2 separate regions of the Homo sapiens genome follow, and region 2 is linked to region 1. The links are chromatin loops, found by intact Hi-C in ENCODE. Cell type or tissue: heart right ventricle. All regions are shown on one strand. Links, peaks and the distances in the headings refer to the core of each region. The heading gives the core; the rest is flanking DNA.

Region 1 (5,371 bases), core at 243-5,242:
GTGCAAGAGGTACCTGGATCACTGTACGTTAGATAAAAGGAAGTGTGTTGTAGAGCCAGGAATTTAAAAGAAAAGTATATACATGCATGAAATAGACATCCTCACTCCCAAATGATGGTGTAGAGAAGGCCTTTAAAAATGACATGCTGTTCAGGTGCATTCTCGTTGGAATGCCTACATCCTTCTCAATTGCCAATTTTTATGCAGAAGTTCCATGTAAAAGGTCATGTTTTGGAGGATCTATGAAAACAAATGCATTTTTTTTCCTCAGCACAAAGGCAAAGCATAATTTATACTTTTGAATTTTCAATCTCTGGTTCTTTTCAGAATATGTAACTACTAACAGAAAACAATCTATTCTAGTAGTTCAGATGTCAGATTTAAAAAGACAGCAGGGCAGACCCTCACTATAGCATGGGAAGCAGGTGGGAGATATTGTACAGGGGGCTGATTTCCAATTTGTTAATCACCGAGTGGCTTACGTTCGTTCCATTCCAGGAGTGATTGTACCCTAACCTTGCTACAAGACTCTGTCACCTTCCCTTGGAATACTGGTGCCCAGGAAAACCTTCAATCTGGGTGAAAAGAGTTTAAATAAGCACATTTCCGTAGCGTCTGTGCTCCAACCCGTACTGAACCCTTATTTAATAGAGTATTTTACATACTTTACACAGACACTGTCATTGTTCAGAGTTGGCCTGGCCTTTTCACAGTAACTATTTTGGACATGTTTTTGTGTCTTTCTCTTTGGCTGAATTTTTCAGCCATCGAAAGCTCCTTCCATTCCTCCTCCCACCAAGAGCTTCTCTGTCACAATAAATGGCACCGCTGTTGACCCAGTTTCTCCACCCACAAGCTCAGGAGTCTCCTTGAATGCTCTCTCCCTTCCCCTCCCTTGCCCAACTCACTGATCCTCAGCAGGCAAGTTGGCACTACAACCAAACGGGCCCCCCACTCTCACCCTCTCTCTCAGCTGATGCTCCGCCACAGACCAGCATCAGCTCTTCAACAACCATCTCTCTAGTTCTCCATATCATTAAGGATCTTTTTGAAACAATTATCAGTTCAAGTTTCCAAGACCTGAGAGCAGGGTAGGCTGTCAGAAGCAGAGCTCCAAGGGGTGGCACCCTGCCTGGCAGCTTAACCCCATTAGGGAGAGACTCCCCCAACACACACTGCTCTACTCCCCACATGGGTCCAGAGCTGCCTTCTCTCACAGCCACTCTTAGCGGTATGTCTCCATCCACATCGCTGATTGTATGGGAGGAGAAAGCTCCACAAGTTACAGGGTTATATTATGCAGGCATGTTTCACTTGTAAATTTATAACTTAGCAGAATGTACTTAAGTCACTTGAATTTGCCTATTTAAGAAAAAAATCAATAGTTGTTCTCAAGCACATTGTTTTTGTGCTTTCAGCAGCATCATAATTGAGTTTGTTTTTAATGCTTGTGCACCACTACCAGCCTGGTTACGTACTCCCAGAAGGGAAAAGAAGATGCTCCAGCCATCCACGGTTCTAGCAGGACCTCAGGTTCTGCTGATTCACACATCTACTCTCTGACTGGAGGAACAGGCAGCACTTGCTGTTTTATTTGTTGGAACAACACCAAGTCCTGGACATCCATGCTAATTTATTTTCAACTAAGACATGTGTTTCTAAGACTTCTATGAGAGAAAGCACAGTATGATGGGAAAGGCTTAGACATGGGCAGAGAGAGCAGTGACGACCCCAGTCTGGCCTCTCGCCACCTGAGGGGCATGAGCAAGCCCCTGTCCCACGTGGACACCAGCACCCTTACCTGGCAATGGTCAACAGGATGCCCAGGAGACCTGCAGGAAACAGCACGTGCTGGGCACTCAGCATCATGCCAGGCAGGGCAGGTACTCAGCGAGTGCTGGTGTCCGCCAGAGAGTGTAATGGGGCTAAGCAGAGAGTCTGGGCAGGGCAGGTGCTCAGTGTGTGCTGGTGTCCCCCAACAGGTGTAACAGGTCTAAGCACGGAGTCAGGGCAGGGCAGGTGCTCAGCGAGTGCTGGTTTCCTCCAGCAGGTGTAACAGGGCTAAGCACGGAGTCCTGCCAGAGCATAGCCTATCATCGTCCAGAGCACTGCCCTTCCCAACTCCGCCGGGCATTTCCTGGCCCCAGGTTGGAAGCAAACACCATCAGCAGCAACTTGCATGAAAAACTATACGGAAAAATCTGTAGCAAGCACAGACCTGCCTCCCATGCTCCCCCTTTTCCTCATCCAAGGTTTCTCCAGCCCCGCCTACCCACTCCGTGTCCCTCCAATCACAAGCCCTGGGCCCTGGAGCTCTCTGGCAACCCTCTGTGAGGGTAGAGTGTTTTTGTCCAGCAGATGGAGAGGATTCTCCCAACCTCACAGGAAGGAACCAGGGGATCACCCACTTCACACGCAGGTACAGTCACTGTCAGTCATGAGCATTTCCTGGAGTCACAGAACACAGCCTCACTGGGGTCCCCTGCGCTGCTGCCTCCCTTCACCTCTTCACCTCCCTGGTGAAGCGTGGCACCCCCGCCTCCTTTGAGGAGCAGCTGCTGGTGAGCGGAAAGGCTTTGATCTAAAGGGCTGGCTCTGAAAGATGGAATTTCAGCCTTTGCAGAAGTAAAATGTGGGTCAACAGGAATTGGGCCTCAGATGCTGGACATCAGAGTCCTCAAGAATCCCCTGCAATGCCCCATCTTCTTGCTAGTTACCTGTGTGTATGGCAATCCCTGGAGGCAAAGGGGGCTGATTTTATAGAGCACAAACCGTACCCTCCAGACACAGAGAAGAAATTTAGAATTGATGTTGGCTGTGCTAGACCTTGACCTTAAGGGAAGGAAAACCAAGGTCTGTGAAACGGTTTATGGGAAGAACAGACCCAGCTCTGTTCCAGTTCATGGGCGGCAGGCGTGTTCAGAAACACAGCAGGCAGAGGCTCCATTCACATTAACGGAGACTATTATTGCTGTTGTGGCAGGGGTCTCACAGAAACACTCTGGATGATGGCATTGCAGCTTAAGTGTCTAGGACAAAAATGAATAGTATAAGTTTAATTTGTTACGTTTAGCCTGTGGACAGGTAGTGTTTAGAATAAGATTACTCTGAAGCTGGATGAAAACGTCTATCAGCAGCAGACAGAACCAGGTTCACTAAGATGCACCCAAGGAGGATGAGCTGCAGAGAGACTGGAGGGCGAGGAGTAACGGGAAACACAGGAGCACCCTGGGGGCTCCATGTTTCCTGAAGGGCCTGGAGAAGCTGGAGAGGGCTCCCATGTTGGCCACGCTAGAGTCTTTCCTGAGTCCTGGCCCTGGCCTGCCTGCAATGGCTCTGCTGGGAAGCCAGCCAGGAAGCACTCTACCCGGGAGCTGACCTGAGACAGCAGCCTGGCGCCAGGACAGGGAGGGCATGTGAGCAGCAGGTGTGCAGGCACCAGGGTGTGCAGGGTGGGCAAGAGGGTTACGTGTGACATGCCGTCGCTAGGCAAGCACTGATAAGCAAAGAGCAAACATTTTGATTTAAATTATTTATTAGTCAGGTTAAGAAAAGAAGATGAAAATGTCTTTTAAGATGGGAGGTGGGGTCAGAGGGGAGAGCTTGGAGGAAGAGGAAGGGCCAGGCTATGACCAATCGTCTTGCTTCCTCTTCTTGGCTCACAGGAGGCTGACCGGAGCTCTTGTGAGCTCGGTTCTGCCTAAGAGAGGTGGGAATAACAAACATCCAATTTTTTGGTGATACTTTTTCCCCAAAGGTACCAACAAATTCTACCGTAGGAGAGGAGTTTTTGAAAAAGGTAATATAATTTTACTTTCAATTTTGTTTTCTATTTTAACATTTTTTGTATAATGACTTATAATTGTTTATATATGAAAAAGTCTTCATTTGCAGGAGGTCATGACCCAGAGAAAATAACTTCAGAAGACTGAGACATCCTCCGTGAAGGAAGAAGGGGTTATGAAATTATTCTCCTGCTTCCTCGCTCTGACCCTGATGATCAGGATTTGTCTAAAGTTATGGAAGTCTTCCTGAACTTTTCTTATTAATTTGAAAAAAAAAAAACTTTCTGTCATTAAACAAATACACAGAAAACACCAGGCCCATTGAAGATGCCCGTTAATTAATTATTACACAAACAGTGGGTGTGGGGTTTGGATGCTGATTCCAACATTCAAAATAACACGCAAGGTAACTACATTTTGTGCCCTTCTTTAGAAATGTTCCGGGTTTTTGGATTTACAAAGCATTTAACAAAGTTAGGCTAGTAAGTACAGAGACACAATGTAGCCATGTAATAGCTTGATTTGAAAAGGCCTTAAAGAATTCCATTTAGAATATGGTTTCCTTGAGCACAACCCAGATGGGCTGTTACATAAAGAGAGAGACCAGCTGCAGGTTGAGAGATCTGCATCACAATTGGATCTTAAGAAAGCCAAACAATGTTTTTCATTAAACAAGAGAGCTCTTAATAAGTAGCTTTTAAAAACATGATTATTCTCATTATTCAACAGAATGGAAGCCACTTTCTTTGCAATCGTCAGGCAAACTCCAGAGGAACAGGGGAGACGATCGCTTCTGCATTTGCAAAGATGGACCAAGCTGCCCCACGGACATTATCCACTCATTCACTCAAAGTACACTAAACACCTACTGCAGGCAGGCACTGTTCTAGCCCTGGGCACACAGCAGTGAACACGTAGAGGTCTCTGTGCTCAGGAGCCTTAACCCTAGTTGAGACAGACTGACAATGAACAAATGCATATACACTATATGAGGTAGAAAGCAGTATAGAGAAAAATAGGGAGGAAAGGAGTGCAAGAGTCCTACTACAATTCGAGTGGTCAAAATTGCCTGTCTGAAAAAGGCAATGTCCCTTACAAACATAGACATAAAATATCTTTTAAGCACTTTGGGAGGCCAAGGCAAGTGGATAACCTGAGGTCAGGAGCTCGAGACCAACCTGGCCAACATCGTGAAATCCCATCTCTACTAAAAATACAAAAATTAGCTGGGCGTGGTGGTGCATGCCTGTAATTCCAGCTACTCAGGAGGCAGAGACAGGAGAATTGCTTGAACCTGGGAGGCGGAGGCTGCAGTGAGCCGAGATGGTGCCACTGCACTCCAGCCTGAGTGACAGAGCAAGACTCCGTCTAAAAAAAAAAAAAAAAACTTTAGCAAAAATTGAACAGAAATCTGAGAAAAGTGAGCAGCCAGCCACGTCCCTTCATCATGGGCAAGAGTTCCAGAGAGGGGTAACAGCCAACGAAGACCCCACACCAGTAGTGGGCTCAAAAAGTGGTAAAAAGGCTGGAGTGATGAAGAGGAGAATTATAGGAGATGAGATCAGGCAGGAAGGGGCCAGAGCACA
Region 2 (5,371 bases), core at 51-5,050, 53 kb before region 1:
CCAGGGCAAGGTGGGAGGAGAGAACACATGCCCTGCCTTCTGGTTGGGCCTTGATGGTGGAAGGGCGGTGAGAGTGGGCACTGACAAAGCAAATGGGGCCTCTCTGGCTGCAGATTGCAAGTTAAACATCATTCCCCAGTGCTCTAAAGCATGATGTTGATGCACAGCAAAGCAGCTGTGGAACCTTGGAGCAGACAGTATGCTTGGGGAAAGGTCAGTCTTCAAGAATTTGTCAAAAGGTGGGACCAGCCCAGACCAACTGTGCATAGGTCAAGGGAAGGGCCATGTGGGAGGGGGACAAAAGCCAATCACCTCCCACCCCAAGAGTCCCATCCCAGGCTGAAGACTGAGAGGCAGAAGAAGCACGATGGCAGAGCTGTGGCCGGTAAGATTTATAGGCAATGGAGGATGCAGCACCGGGCCACCTTCCCTTAAAGCTTTCTGCACACTGTCTGCAGAAGCAAGCTGGGCAAAACACGAGGAAAGGATGAGCTGAAGAGAGCAAAACGAGAACAGCTTGAACCTAACCGGCTATAATCTGGCTTTGTCACTAAAAGAATCCCTCAGGCACCTCGAGCTCTCTTTATATGTATGATAGAATCCGAAATGATGCGTTAGTCCACACACAGCTTGTTTAAGGGCTCACCATACATAAGGCCCTCTGAGAAGTCTGGAAGCAGCACACATGGCCGTGGCCTTGGGGAGTGAAGGAAGCGGGAGAAAATGATGAAATATGGAATGCTTAATGAAAGCCCCTGGAGGCCAAAAGCCATCTTCCGTTTCTTCTGTACACACCTCAGGAGGCTGAGTATTCGATTAAGCACTTAATTAGGAAGCTTGTTTTTAATTTATCCATGGCATAAAATGCCATCAGGGTAGACATTCCGCAAGGCTCCATTGGCTGCCTCTGCGATCCTGCTGCTTCTCTGCATAGCACATCTCGCCTCTTAGCACCCACATGCTTGGGAAGGGAGAACCCTGGTACCCTGGCTCACAGTGGCACTTTATCAAAAGGCATCTGCAGGGGAGCTGGCTGCCCGGCCACCCAGGGCAGCTGCCAGTTACTGGCAAGAGGAAATCTGAATGGCACGCATCCCAGTCTGCACGGCCACAAGTCTGTAAGGGCTGCACTGCCAATGGATGCGGAGACGAGCAAGAGGACAGTGACACTCTGCCACACTCTTGAGAAGGGGTGGGGACAGGTTTATTCCAGTCGCTTTCAGGCTGCCAGGAGAAACATCAGCTACAATCCAACAAAACAGCATGCTTATCAAGGGTCCCTCGTCTGGGCTTATTGAACACCAGGGCAGAGAGCCTCCCAGAAGCCTTCTGGTGGAATTTTGCTCCTGCTCTCCTCCGTCTGCCCAGGAAGCTTATTCCAGAGTGTCAGCAATGCAACAGCACACCTCTGTCCATATCACAGATGGTCTGCCCACGTGTCAGGCCCAGAAACACGGTGGGGCCCAGGGAGGCCATGAATTAGTGAATTCAGCAACTAAATGCCTGCTGTCCTTACACCAGGAGCTCACCATCATAGGACAAGTGGGTTTCGATCAAATATCCTTGCTCTTCAGGCACAGATTATGTCCAGATAGCACACGGCAAATGCATTCCATCAGCTTGTGCAGTTGGAGAAGCTGACGGCCCTTGGCTTTCGGCAGCCTCCTTCACCAGCACCCCTGCCCCGAGGCCAGCCAGCTTCCCTCCCGCAGCCAGGTCCTGAGCACCTGCCTTTCACCTTCACACCTGGCCACCACGTCATCGTTGCTTTTGACTGTCTACCAGCTGCTCCCTGGCCACAAATGCTTCCCTGTAACCCATATCCCCCCAGGAAACCTCTCACTGATTTTCTACACTGCAGAGTCCATAAAGTATTGTGAGAAAGACTGAAGGTCAGTTCGGGCAGTGCCCACAGCTGGCCCAGACACTCTTGCAGCAACACCTGCACCTCGATTTAGCATCCTTAGCCCCAAAGACAGGCAGGCAACAAGGGCAAAGACAGCCAACAACAATGACTAAGATCCGGGGTGTCAGCCCCTCCGCACCCTCAGCCTGGATCTTTAAGACCTGGTGGGGCCAGCGGAGGGGGATGGTGGTCTTTCAAAAGTTGATAAATTCATTAAAATCATGCGGGAAAAGAGCTGCTGAATTTAAAGCAAGCAAAAGCAGGATGGTGGGAACTTGACATTGACAATAAGGGCAGGCAGGGATGGAGAAAGCAAGAGGCTGGGCTGGATGGGGGAACCGTGGGCACGAGATGGAGGGAAAGCCAGGGGTCAGGCCAGCAGGGCTGGTGATGGGGCAAGAGGCAGAGAAAAAGGATTTGCTCTTCTCAAGGTGGGCCATGGTTTTTGCATTGGCCCTTTGGGTTTCTCTGTTAAAATTCCAGTAAAGATTTACATTCCATATTCAGTTATTCTCAGTTGCTGGATGAATTTTATTTGAATGTTGCTCTGTTCAGACAGGATTACCCGGGCCCCATGTATATGCAGCTGACAAAGCCAAAGACAGACCCTCTGACCTCCTGCTGTTCGACTTATGATTGATTAGATAACATTAAAACTGTTCCTTGCCTCTGATTAGGTAATGTCAACAAGAAATAAACTTCTACCCTTCCCCACTCAACTGACTGATGGACCCCTCTCTTGGCCTAAGACATTCCAAAGAAGCCTGGAAAACTAATTCAGGCCATGAGGGGAAGTTGAGTCAGACATGTCTCATGATACCCTCCTCCCTTTGGAATTCAGGCACAATTGACCAGAGATTCTGACAGAGCAGACCCTTTGTAGCAGTAAGAGACCAAATTCCAACCTGACTCTAGTGCAGCATCGCATGACAGATAGCGGGCCCTGAAAGAACCTGCAGTATTTTACCACAAAATGTACTCCTTTTGTTACAGGAAAGGAGTCCCGATCCCGACCCCCAGAGAGGGTTCTTGGATCTCCCACAAGAAAGAATTCAGGGCAAGTCCACAATGCAAAGCAAAAGCAAGTTTATTAAGAAAGTAAAGTGTTGAAAGTGCAGCTACTCCTTAGACGGAGTCGGGCATTTCCAAAAGTAAGAGGAGGAAACGTGTCCACCCTAGGTACAATGCTCGTGTGTGTATGTATATAGGATAAAAAAAGGTCATGGGGAGATGTGCTCTGTTACAAGGGTTTGTAGTAAAGGATTAATTTTCTTAATTACCATATTTTGCAAGAATCAATATTATTATACTTAAAGCAAAATTAGGAATGCCTTTATTCTCAAGATATTGGGATATCTGGACACTCCCAAGTCTGGATCTGTTTAGTAAACCTTCTCAGTCTGTTCCCTTAACCGTAAACCTCTAGCGGCTAGAAATACCTAACTTTCTGGGAATGCAGACCAGCAAGTCCCAGCCTTATTTTCCTAGCCCTCACCCAAGATGGAGTTGCTCTGGTTTGAACACGTCTGACACTTTGAAATATTTTGAAATGGCCCTGCAATGCTTTCTCTTGTGGGGGGAAATTTACGCTGTGTAGAGAATCCCCCTTCCCTTCCAGGCCTTTTCCTGATCCAGGAGAGAATTAACTAAGATTCTGGCACCTTTTAAAGGTCTGAATAGGAAACATTTGCCATCTATAGCATCTAAGGGCAGCTGCTGAAGAGATTTCACCCACATAATCAGAACCCTGTTGTCCACAACCCCAGCACTCCTTTCGATTCATTCCAGGTCTTTAGATAATAACTCTTTCAACCAATTGCCAATCAGAAAACCTTTGAATCCACCTATGACTTGGAAGCCCCCTGCTTCAAGTTGTCCCACCTTTCTGGACCAAACCAATGTACACCTTACACGTATTGCTTGACGTCTGCTTATAACTTCTGCCCCCCTAAAATGTATAAAACCAAGCTCTAACCCAACCACCTTGGGCACATGTTCTCAGGACCTCTTGAGACTGTGCTTCAGGCCTTGGTCACTCATATTTGGTTCAGAATAAACCTCTTTAAACATTTTACAGCGTTTCACTCTTCATCAACATTAAAATTAGAACTTTTTGGCTGGACGCAGTGGCTCACGCCTGTAATCCCAGCACTTTGGGAGGCCAAGGCAGGTGGATCACGGGGTCAGGAGTTCAAGACAAGCCTGGCCAACATGGTGAAACCCCATCTCTACTAAAAATACAAAAATTAAATTAGCCAGGAGTGGTGGTGCATCCCTGTAATCCCAGCTACTCGGGAGGCTGAAACAGGAGAATTACTTGAACCCAGGAAATGGAGGTTGCAGTGAGCCGAGATCGTGCCGCTGCACTCCAGCCTGGGTGACAGAGCAAGACTCTGTATTAAAAAATAAATAAATAAATAAATAAATAAATAAATAGAACTTTTTTCCCCCTGAAACTACTTAACTAGAAAGAAAAACAATCCTTGTTCCAAAAACTGATGGAGACTTCCTCTTCTGCGGAACAACCCTAGCTGTGAGTCAACTCCTCTGCAACTGGTTAACCATCCCTGTAAAATTCCAGGATAACCCCCCAGCCACGACACTGGTCTTCAGATCTGGGGTGTTCTCCTATGGTGACAGCCTAAATAAAGTCAGTCTCCTCCCTCACCCAACTTTGGCCTTTGATGCAGCAGTGGAGACAGCATACCATTTTTGGACAGTGGGATGTACTCCCCTCTCTCCCACATCCCCATCCATTTATCTAGCTGCTTCTCCCAGGCACTAAGATCCAGAGTCCCTCTTTGGCCTACAGTCTGGTGGGATCAGACCCTGGTTCCACCCTCACTCATCCTGCTCATGCTACAGACCTCCTGGCTGTAACAAGAACCCTGGCTCAAGACATCCATTCAGATGTTCCCTCCCAATGAACCTGTTTAAATGACTTGACTCCATTTTCCCCAAAACTTATCACTCCTAAATGTATCAATTTCACTTACTGTCTCCTCCACTTGAAAATTAATACCATCAGATCACTGCCCAGGAAACAGGCACACAGACAGACTCAGTGAGCACCTCCAGCCCCCCACCACCAACAACCACACAGTGAGGAGGGGACTCCACCCCAGCCTCATGCCAGTGCAGGTGAGGTATGGCTGTGACAGTCACATGGGGCAAGGACCCCTGCTGGGGCATGGTGACATGGGAAGAACTGTGATTATATACAGCACAACAAATGTCCTGCAGAAAATGTAAAAGTCAGAAATGTGAGTAAGTGTTCGATCGGTCTTCCTTATTCTGGACTAAGCTACTTTGAAAAAGTAAGAAGCCGCTGAAAATTGACATTGTGGTGTATAACAGCCAGTTCTGGGCATGTTCAGCCAACAGTTTCAAGATCCTCCAGACTAAAACACTGCTGGTTTTAGATGTTGGGGAGCCAGTGTCAGGGTGACAAAGGCCATGAAGTGG

The links. Hi-C counts contacts between places; a loop is a spot of excess contacts. Peaks named below come from ENCODE experiments on the same cell type or tissue, not always from the same donor. Only the 100,000 strongest peaks of a DNase experiment are listed, where the experiment ranks them.
Region 2: a loop joins it to region 1, with 5 times the contacts of the local background. A loop is called at or near these places in 1 of 110 quality-filtered maps.

The regions. Positions count from the first base shown.
Region 1 is chr15:27,794,589-27,799,959 of GRCh38, forward strand. All of the region lies in intron 23 of OCA2 (OCA2 melanosomal transmembrane protein), which reads right to left. Among named protein-coding and RNA genes, the nearest start is that of OCA2, 300 kb to the right of the region's middle. In heart right ventricle, for the core only: no CTCF peak of the experiment used is centred there; a DNase peak (open chromatin) is centred at 3,359.
Region 2 is chr15:27,742,155-27,747,525 of GRCh38, forward strand. It overlaps a transcript of OCA2 not described here. Among named protein-coding and RNA genes, the nearest start is that of OCA2, 350 kb to the right of the region's middle. In heart right ventricle, for the core only: no CTCF peak of the experiment used is centred there; no DNase peak of the experiment used is centred there.